Linked DNA regions of Homo sapiens: region 2 is linked to region 1. A link is a contact called in ENCODE Hi-C or POLR2A ChIA-PET data. All regions are on one chromosome and are shown on one strand. The core of a region is the stretch at or near the end of the contact, and the rest is flanking DNA. Distances in the headings are between cores, read along the strand shown.

Region 1 (4,879 bases), core at 954-3,453:
GGTTTAAATGAATTGTCCAATATGAGACTATAGGAAATGACTGACGTATGCATCCATCTTAGATCTAACTCCAAAGCCAACATTCTCTCTCCAGTATTATGGAAAAGTATTTTATTCAGAAAGTCAAAAAAATAACATGCCAAAAGTCTTTCTTGAAGATTCTCATTTGTGAAGGAAAATATTACATGAGATAAAATTAAAATCACTTTGCTTATAAATAATAGTTCTTAAAATATAAAAAGAACATTTACAGGTCTGAATGATATGATAATGAACACACATTTTAAGAATTGAAATTTAGAACCATTTAAAATAGAAAATGAATTCTTAGCCAAAATATGCACTCCTGGAAAATAAAAAAGGAACATAACCAAAAGGCATTGAAACTAAATCACTTCCTGAGCCATAATGAGCTTAGGTTTTTAATCAGACTAATGAGAAAAGATCTGTAATTCAGCATGGCTCATGAGTCATACCATAAAGTCTCTCCCTACAGTTTCATGGCAGGCCTTGATGTATCATTCATTAGGTACTGGAAAAGTAACATTTTCAAGAACACAATGAACTGCAGACAGACAGGAAAAACAATGAGGAAGCAGCCCTGGTCCTCCCTTCCAAACTGCCCTTTACTTCTATCAGTGTGCTCTCATTCCCTCATCTCCAAGCTGTGATTACTAGCTCTGGTCTGTATTAATTTGTTGAATCATCGATGGCCTTGGAAGTCTTGATCCTCAAGACCCATATAATAGAAGTGTAGGATGGTAATGAAACTCTAGTGGGGAAAACACGCAATCAATTAACTCTCAATTACGTGCCCTCCCCCCACAACCACCTGCAGGAGATAAAGACATAGATTTTTAAAAACTCACTGATACTTCTCTTTAAAAGGTCTGTGCAATATGACCTCAAATGTTCTAAGTATGCATCATCTGTGAGTGGGAAAAGCATGGAACTAGTGGTCTGGATGTGAAAATGTACCGTACCTGAGCAATTCCTGTAATTTAAAGACTAAGATAATGCAACTACAAACTGAAGCCAAAAAGGATCTAGGAAACCCGGAAGACCTCCTGGAGGGAGAACCAGTAGGTTAAGAGAATCTTTAAAACTGAAAGATAGGTACAACAGAGACATATGATATAAAAGCAAAAGACAGAGTTTGGCATGAAAAGATATGAAGTACTATTGGGGTCCACTACGTTTTAGCTGAGTGACCCAAAAGGCAAGTCTAAATTTCCCCAAACCTCAATTTCTCCTTCTGTAAATAGGGATAATGAGAATCCTATTTCACAGGTTTCTTTTAATAAAATGTAATAATGCATCTGAAATAAAATGAAAATTCATTTTACTTTTTATATTTACAGGTATTATTTTATAATTAAGCTTTATTGAGTATACTTTTATTATAAGAGGCATGGCCGTCCTCTCACTATTTAGCAGATACTCGGCTTTTCTATCAAGCTTTCATGTATTCTATAAGGCCGGAGAAGAAAGTTTTTTTCTAATAAACTTGTCTGATTCCTGGAGCAGTCCAACCACAATCTTTTCTTTTTTTTAACTCCCTCCCTCCTCTTCTGCTTTTGCTCTCCCTCTGCATTAGTTTGTTCTCACACTGGTATGAAGAAATACCCGAGATTGGGAATTTATAAAGGAAATAGGTGTAATTGACTCACAGATCCATCTTGCTGGGGAGGCCTCAGGAAACTTGCCATCTTGGCAGAAGGCAGAGGAGAAGCAGGCATCTTCCTCACTGGGTGGCAGAACAGAGTGAGAGTGCAAGAGGGAAATGCCAGACACTTATAAAACCATCAGATCACCTGAGAACTCACTCACTATCACAAAAATACCATGGGGAAAACCACCCCCATGATTCAATTACCTCCACCTGGTCCCACCCTTGACACGTGGGGATTTATGAAGACAACAATTGCAGGCGAGATATGGGTGGAGACACAAAGCCAAACCATACCATTCTCCTTCTTCTCCTTCTCTTCTGTGTCCTAACTCCCATCCTCCTCCTCTTTTCTCTTTTTTCTTCTCTCTTTTTTTCCTCATTTGCAAATTCTTTATTTTCTTGGTTGATGCTCCAATGTTCTTTCAGATTCCTGCCTCCCTCCCTTGGAAACCTCTTCCAGGGCTGTAAACTTAGCTGTAATTACAGTCATGGCCATAAGGGAGCAGCAGAATGCAAAGGAGCATCGCTGGAGCCTGGAGAAAGCTCAATAGGAGAGCCCAGCTAAAGCACGAGCCTGGGCCACCAGCTCCTCTGAGAAGTCCCTGACATCTCAGAAGCCACTGTGGGACAGTGGCAAATGAACAGTTATTAAAGTTAGAAAGACTAGGAGTTTGAATTATTTTTCAACTGTGTAATCTTTGGAGATACTTAATCTCTCTGCCTTGGATTTCATTATTTAAAAGATTAGGATGATATCATCGAGATAATTTTGTAAAACATTTTGTGTGCAAAACAACAAACATGGTGGCTGAGTCATAAAAGATATTTAATGAATATTTCCTTTTCTAATTTTTCACTATCACACTTGTGTTGAATTTGGCAATCTTCACTTCAGGCCAGCCTAACTCAATTTACCAATCTGCGGACACACCTACACACCCAGGTAGCTTACCAGCTGCCAATCAGCCCAATATACCTCCATTTCCAACTCCACTTCTATAGACTTTGGGTCTTCTCCACAATTAACTCTGACCTACCAAATGACAAGGAGTCAGCTTTCTAACAATCTTGGATCAGATATACAGTAAACAGCAAGAAGACTAGTGTGATAGGGTGGCTCTTATATAGCCCTCAGTGACCCCACCTGTTGTTACTCAGGACCTAGTGTCATGCTTTCCCCTAGAGTAACTATCTTGTAACCAATAAAATACAGCAACATTGAGAGGATGTCCCTTTTCTACTTAAGTCACAAAAGATGCTGACTTTGTCTTGCTTGTGGATTCTCTCTCTCTCCCTTGTCTCATTAGCCTTGATGAAACAAGGGGCGTGTTGGAGAGGCCTATGTGGCAAGAAACTGAGGGTAGCTTCTTGCCAACAGCCAGCAAGGAATGGAAGCTCTCAGTGCAACAGCGCTTATGAAACTGAATCCTCTTAACGACCACGTCGGTGAGCTCGGAAGTGGATTTTTCTCCATCTGAGTCTTCAGGTAACACTTTTGTATTGCCTGACATGTTTACAGCCTTGTGAGAGACCTCAAAGCAGAAGACCCAGCTAAGCTATGCCCAGATTTCTACTTTGCAGAAATTGCAGATAAAAAAATGTGCATTCTTTTAAGTTGCAATATTTTAAAGTAGCTTGTTGCACAGCAATAGATAACTAATAAAATTAGTAAAAGAAGTTGAGATGAGATCAAAGTATATAAGGGAGTCACATTATGTAGGACCTTATATGCCATAGCAAATAAATTGAATTTTATTTCAAGTACAATGGGAAAACAGTGGGGATTATTCAGCATAAGACAAATATGCTCTAAATACATTTTAGAAAGATTTCACTGGTTGCTCTGAGATGATTAAACTGTGTGGGACTTGTTTCAGTGGTATTTTGCATGTCTTCTTACCAAAAAGAAAATAGTTTATTCTGTCTTCAGAGGAAATAGAGGCACTCTTTATCTTCTCTTTAATCATGCTCAGAAATAGAAAAACTTTTGTTATCTTTGGAATAATCTATGGCAGGATCAAAAAATCCAGTTTGGGAAATTTTTTTCAATTAAACTGTTTTTTGTATGAAAATGTAGTTTCACATACTATTGTAAGAAATAATATAGAGTGACCTCATATACTCTTCATCTAATTTCTCCCAACGCTAACATCTTGAACAACAGCAAGATGATATCACAACCAGAAAATTGGTATTTTTACAATCCACTGATCTTATTCAGACTTTATTAGACTTATATACATTCAAGTGTGTATTTAGTTCTATGAAATTTTATTACATGTGTGTATTTATGTAACCATCACCACAGTCAAGATAAAGAATAGTCTCTTCTCAGTAAAGATCCTCTGTGCTACACTTTTATAGCTATACTCACTACTTATCTTTTCCCTCCCCCATCCATAATCCCTGGCACCCAGTAATCTATTCTACTTTATAATTTTTCATTTCATGTATGTTATATAAATAGATAGCATGTGATCATGTGTAGCTCTTTAAATATTTTTATTTTTATTTTTTTACTCAGCAGAATTCCCTTGAAATCCATTAAAGTTACTGTGGTTTTAACAGTCTGTTCTTTTTATGGCTAAATAGTTAAGTAGAAATTCACGGTATGGATGTAACATGGTATGTTTAACCATTCACACATTGAAGGGCATCTGGACTGTTTTCGGTTGTGGGCTATTAGGAATAAAGCCATTGTGAACATTCCTGTATTTTTTGCAAGTGCTAAATTTTTATTTCTGTGGCGCAAGTGCAAAGCAATTTCTGGGCTATATGTAAATTGCATGTTTAGTTTTATAAGAAATTGCCAAATGATTTTCCAGAGTGGATATTCAATTTTACATTCCCCCAGCAAAGCATAATCCAGTTTTTCTTTATCCTCACCAGCATTTGCTTGGTTTATTATTTTTCCATTTGGATATGTTTATAGTGATATCTAATTGTGGTTTTTATTTATATTTTTCTAATGGCTAGTGATGTTGAACACCTTTTCAAGTGTTTATTTGCCATCTGCCTATTCTTGTCAGTGAAATGTCTGCCATGTATTCCACCCATTATCTAATTGAATTGTTTTTATATATTGTTCTGTATATCTTCCTAGACATGACTACTTTGTCAGATACGTGGTTTGTAAATATTTTATTTTAGTCTATAGCTTTTATGCTCCCAGCAGGTTATTCCATAGAACAAAAGTTTATAATTTTG
Region 2 (4,879 bases), core at 1,571-4,070, 400 kb after region 1:
ATAGGAAAAAGAGGGATGGCAATGTAATTGCCACTTACTTCCCATCCCTACCATAAGTCAAATTTGTCATTTTAGACTGAGAAAAAAAAAAAAAACAAACAAAAACAGGCTTATCCAAGGTCTCACAGCTATTGAATGATAATGTTTAGTCTAAAAACCCACCATGACTTCGAAACAATATTTTTTGGGGAATAGACATTTGTCACTTTCCAACTTACCATCATCCACTTCCCAATATTTTTATTAGTCCTTTACTGTGTGCCAATGTGGTTGGAAGATGATTTCTAGTTCTTGATTCCTTTTGCTATTCCTTTCTCAACCACAGCAGCTGGGACCTTCCTCTACCTGGCTATACCACAGAACAGGCCAATAAGCTAGGCTTTGCTGATAAGGTGTTTGTTCTGGAACTCTGAATCTTAAGTAATGCAAAGAATGAGGAAATGGGGGAGGGAGGGTTGTTAGATGATCCCATAGCCAGAGTTCATGGATCAGAAAGTTGTTGCAGCATGATTTTGACTACATTTCCTGCTATCTTGATTTACAACTCTTGGTTTTCTAAACCTTAGACTACCAAGTTAATTGTCACTTCTGGGAAACTGATGTCTTTCCAATGCATCTCCTTTTTCTTAAGGCCAGAGATAGGTTCTGTTGCTTCAAACCAGAGATCTTGACTGATAATTTGTTTAGCTCCACAGTCATGAGCAAATGTTAGTGATGCAATGTTTTTCTCAGCCAAATTATACACTTATATTTTCAACCCACAAAAACTGAGTAAAACATTTTTCATTGAAAAATATAAAAGATTCTCCTGTGCCGAAATCATCAATGTTTGACATCAGAAAGTAGTAGGCTGAAGGGTATAAAATGATAAATACCAGTCATCATTTTGTCATTTGATAAAAACATCTACAGTCATGTTATTTCAGACAGTAGACCAGCACAATTATACCATGATATTGGGCCTCTTTTTTTTTTTTTTTTTTTTTTTTTGAGATGTAGTTTCGCTCATGTTGCCCAGGCTGGAGTGCAATGGTGCGATCTTGGCTCACTGCAACCTTGGCTCACCACAATCTCTGCCTCCTGGGTTCAAGTGATTCTCCTGCCTTAGCCTCCCGAGTAGCTGGGATTACAGGCATATGCCATCACGCCTGGCTAATTTTGTATTTTTAGTAGAGACAGGGTTTCTCCATGTTGGTCAGGCTGGTCTTGAACTCCCAAGCTCAGGTGATCTGCCCACTTCGGCCTCCCAAAGTGCTGGGATTACAGGCGTGAGCCACCGTGCCCAGCTGATATTGGTCCTCTTAACATATTTCAAATGTCATCAACATTATCTTATTCTTTCAATGGCAATCATGAAAAAGCAAAAATTAAATAGCTGAAATTACACAAAGACTTGGCTTTATGGATTAAATAAGAACTGACTGGGGAAAATTCCCTCACTTTCTCTGCTCTGTGTTCAGAATATATAATATCTGCTGACGCTAGGTAGTAAAAATATATATATATTTCTAAGATTAAAGTCTGGTTTACAGACATTTTGTTCACATAAGCTGTAACAAACTAGTAAAAAGTCTTACTACAAAAGTCTCCAGTAAAATACATTGGCAAATCTACTCCTAAGCCGTGGTTTACTTATCTGCTGTCAAGAAGAAAAGGTAAGTAGATATGCTGTATGAGAACCTTATAATGTATTTCCATCATACTGATATCACTTTGAGGCTATTCCATAGGGTATATATCACTCTTCTTGACTATTTACATTAAGACTCCATTTAACATTTTTTTCTTTTAGCCTTTCTGTCTTCATTAATGAAAAACGCTACATTAAGAAATTTCTGCTTGCTTTTCCTTCTTGTTTCATATAGAGACCCATGTGTAATCTGCAAAGTAGTCTGAAAAGAATGGCACAAGCAGTCAAAATATTTACATATTTCTCTGTAAAATATTTCATATAAAGATTTAACAGGCGTAAGTAAGCTATGACAAGCATGCTCACTTATCTGAAGAAAAATACTTTGAGCTGATTTTCTGGCACTGAAAGGAAAGCTGGCTAAGTGACATCTTCCTTTATGGAATGCAATGATTAAACCAATGAGTTGTGCTTTACCTTCTCCAGGAAGGTCAGTATGATATGGAGCTGCTTTCAGTGATGCCCAACATATTGCACTTGAACTTACAGAACCTGTCACTAATATCGGTAAGTAAAAGCAAGGCTTAATGTTGAGGTTAAAACAAAAATGAAAGGAATAGAGACCAAAAACAAAATAAAACTGTATGAGAATGTAAATATTATATGAATAATTTCATACAAAAACTGGGAAAACAGTGAGTGCTCCAATATTAAGAACTATCTCAGGTTTAAAGATGAGAAATGGAGTATCTCAAAACCAGGTTTTATCTATAGACTAAATACATTTTTCTCTCCTCCTAAATTGTAAGAAGAAAATAACTGGAGAATATTGCTGTGATCTCTTACAAGTTCTTTCTTCCAGCTTTGGAAGAAAGAGAAAAATAAACAGAAAATTCATTTATCTCGAAAGATAAGTATCCAAGTTCAGAAATCCCTGTTTGCTTCACAGAGGAACAAGCTCTAATCTCACAAGCTATGGAGAAGTCCCATAGATTCTCCTATATTGAAGTCATCAACATCTCACATCAGAGAGTAGTAGGTTGAAGAGTGTAAAATTATGAACACTGGCACATCGGGAAGACCACATTCCAGCCCAAATTTCTCACCCATCACAATGACCTGAACTTAACCTCTACTACTTGCCACTTTTCCTTACTTGGCAATTGAAGAAAATTCCTTTCCCTTGACATAATTACAGAAATGGAATGAGTAAGAAGTTTATAGCCTATGAATAGTATTGGTCCTACTTTGGACAAGAGGGATAACTTGGAATAAGGTTGGATCCTTACTGTGTAGCAAAAAGGCTGGCTACCACAAACTCCCCAAAAAGATTACCATAATATTGTACAGTGCCTATTGGTGAGAGGCCTCCTTGTTAGCAGCTCTGAGCATAACATTCACTCTAACCTATCTTAAATTGCACAGTTTGTAAATGCATAGGCAATAAGTCTTGTCTAACAGGATTTCAATAGCCTTGCAAATTCTACCTTTGGAAAATATTCAAACCAATAATTGTCATTCATATTCTTTACCACCTTCTACTCATCTGCACAGAACAAGAAGCCAAGCTGGGCCTCTTAGAAGACTCGGTTCTGGTTGTTCAGCTTCTGTGATTTGATTCCCTACCAGTGACAGACAGGATGGGCAAGTGAGGCAGGGCTTCCATCCTAACTTAAAGGCTCAGCATTTAAAGGGTGACAATCTGCTCATTCCAATATGTCTCTCAAAGGAGTTAGTAGTAGTTGTCAATGTTTGTTTTCAGTATGATGTTTTTCAAGGCACTTTTAAAACCAGATGGAATTGGCACCAACTTTAAAAAATTCAAATGGGGTTTTCCCTGAATTTAGAAATATCTGGTAATTTTTTTATTTTTATTTATTTATTTATTTATTTTTTGAGACAGAGTCTCTCTCTGTCATCCAGGCTGGAGTGCAATGGTGCGATCTCAGCTCACTGCAACCTCCGCCTCTTGGGTTCAAGTGATTCTCCTGCCTCAGCCTCCTGAGTAGCTGGGACTACAGGCACGTGCCACCACACCCCGGCTAATTTGTTTGTGTGTTTTCAGTAGAGATGGGGTTTCACCATGTTAGCCTGACGGTCTCAATCTCCTGACCTCATGATCCACCCGGCTCGGCCTCCCAAAGTGCTGGGATTACAGGCGTGAGCCACGGCGCTCAGCCTAAAATGTTATTTTTTAAAATAAAATAGGAAGTTAAAAAGCACTGTGTACTCTTACATTCTGCCCCAGAAATAATGGGATGGATGAATAATGGGTTGGATGAAGATTGGGCTGAAAAGAGATTTCACCTTTGGGAGGCATCTCAATACTTCATTTGAACAAGGTAAAATATTTTTCATGAAAATAACCTATGTATCAACCTGAAAGCCGGTATGTATATGGAATCAATTTAAAAGATGGAGTATAGAGTTTGAAGTCAGGATGGTCAGGGGGCTAATCGCAACTTAAACAAGTGACAGCTGTATTAATTATCTGAGCCTCTTTCTTATCAATCAGCGGGACTAGTAATAGTATATGCTGCATGAGTTGTTTGTAGATATTAAATGTGATGTCAAATATAAAGTGCCTACTTGATATTTTTGATAAGGCACTTAAAAATACATGTTTTATTTTATAGCTTAATGACAGCTAAAGAGGCAAATAAATATTGTATATGAGTCTTTGCCACAGCTGCATACCTACCTTTCAATTCCCTGAATCCTTAGGCTTCATTCACTTTATCTCACCTGGATTACTGTCCTCCTGGTGGTAGGATCATTTATTCTTTTGTCATTTACTGACAGTCCTCTGTGTACCAGGCACTGTGCTATGGTCTCAGAGGGCAAAAAGTGCCATACATTCTGTACTCTCTGTCTTCAAGGAGCTACGCTTCAGGTGGTGGTGAGGTAAGCAGTGGCTTCTGATAGCTTTTACAATACATACAATGATGTGTCATGATAGAGGTGTGTAGAAGCTGCTAAACTGCCTTCTTTGGGGCTGGGGGAGATAGTCAACTTCATGATGAAAACTTCTGCTGAGCTGAATGTGATTTCAGAATTAATAGCACAAAGGACAGCAATATTCAAAGACAGAGACTCCTGCAAGAACAAGGTGTTCAGTTTGGTTGGAATGCAAGAAAGGTTTCATAAAGTAGTAGTAAGTGAATGGGGAGGGGTGTCATCTTCTGAAATTACTAACTTACAAAGATAGAATAAACTTGACTGACTGAAATAAAAGCAATCATATCAGCA

What was found. Hi-C counts contacts between places; a loop is a spot of excess contacts on that map. ChIA-PET counts read pairs that join two places held with the same protein, here RNA polymerase II (POLR2A). Pooled maps may share reads with other maps.
Region 2: a loop to region 1 is called in a map of IMR-90, with 6 times the contacts of the local background. The contact joins two enhancer-like sites. A Hi-C loop is called at or near these places in 4 of 168 maps with a recorded cell type or tissue (Calu3, IMR-90, PC-9 and 1 more) and 3 of 50 pooled maps. POLR2A ChIA-PET finds 5 or more read pairs at or near these places in 1 of 52 experiments (PC-9).

Annotation. Positions count from the first base shown.
Region 1 is chr11:29,157,060-29,161,938 of GRCh38, reverse strand. No RefSeq gene overlaps it. Among named protein-coding and RNA genes, the nearest start is that of LINC02742, 260 kb to the right of the region's middle. Within about 2 kb of position 2,203, at least 2 of the 41 ENCODE cell types and tissues checked have a DNase peak (open chromatin) inside an H3K27ac peak, as active enhancers do; they include IMR-90 and endothelial cell of umbilical vein, where a contact is called at or near this core.
Region 2 is chr11:28,755,057-28,759,935 of GRCh38, reverse strand. No RefSeq gene overlaps it. Among named protein-coding and RNA genes, the nearest start is that of LINC02742, 140 kb to the left of the region's middle. Within about 2 kb of position 2,820, at least 4 of the 41 ENCODE cell types and tissues checked have a DNase peak (open chromatin) inside an H3K27ac peak, as active enhancers do; they include IMR-90 and endothelial cell of umbilical vein, where a contact is called at or near this core.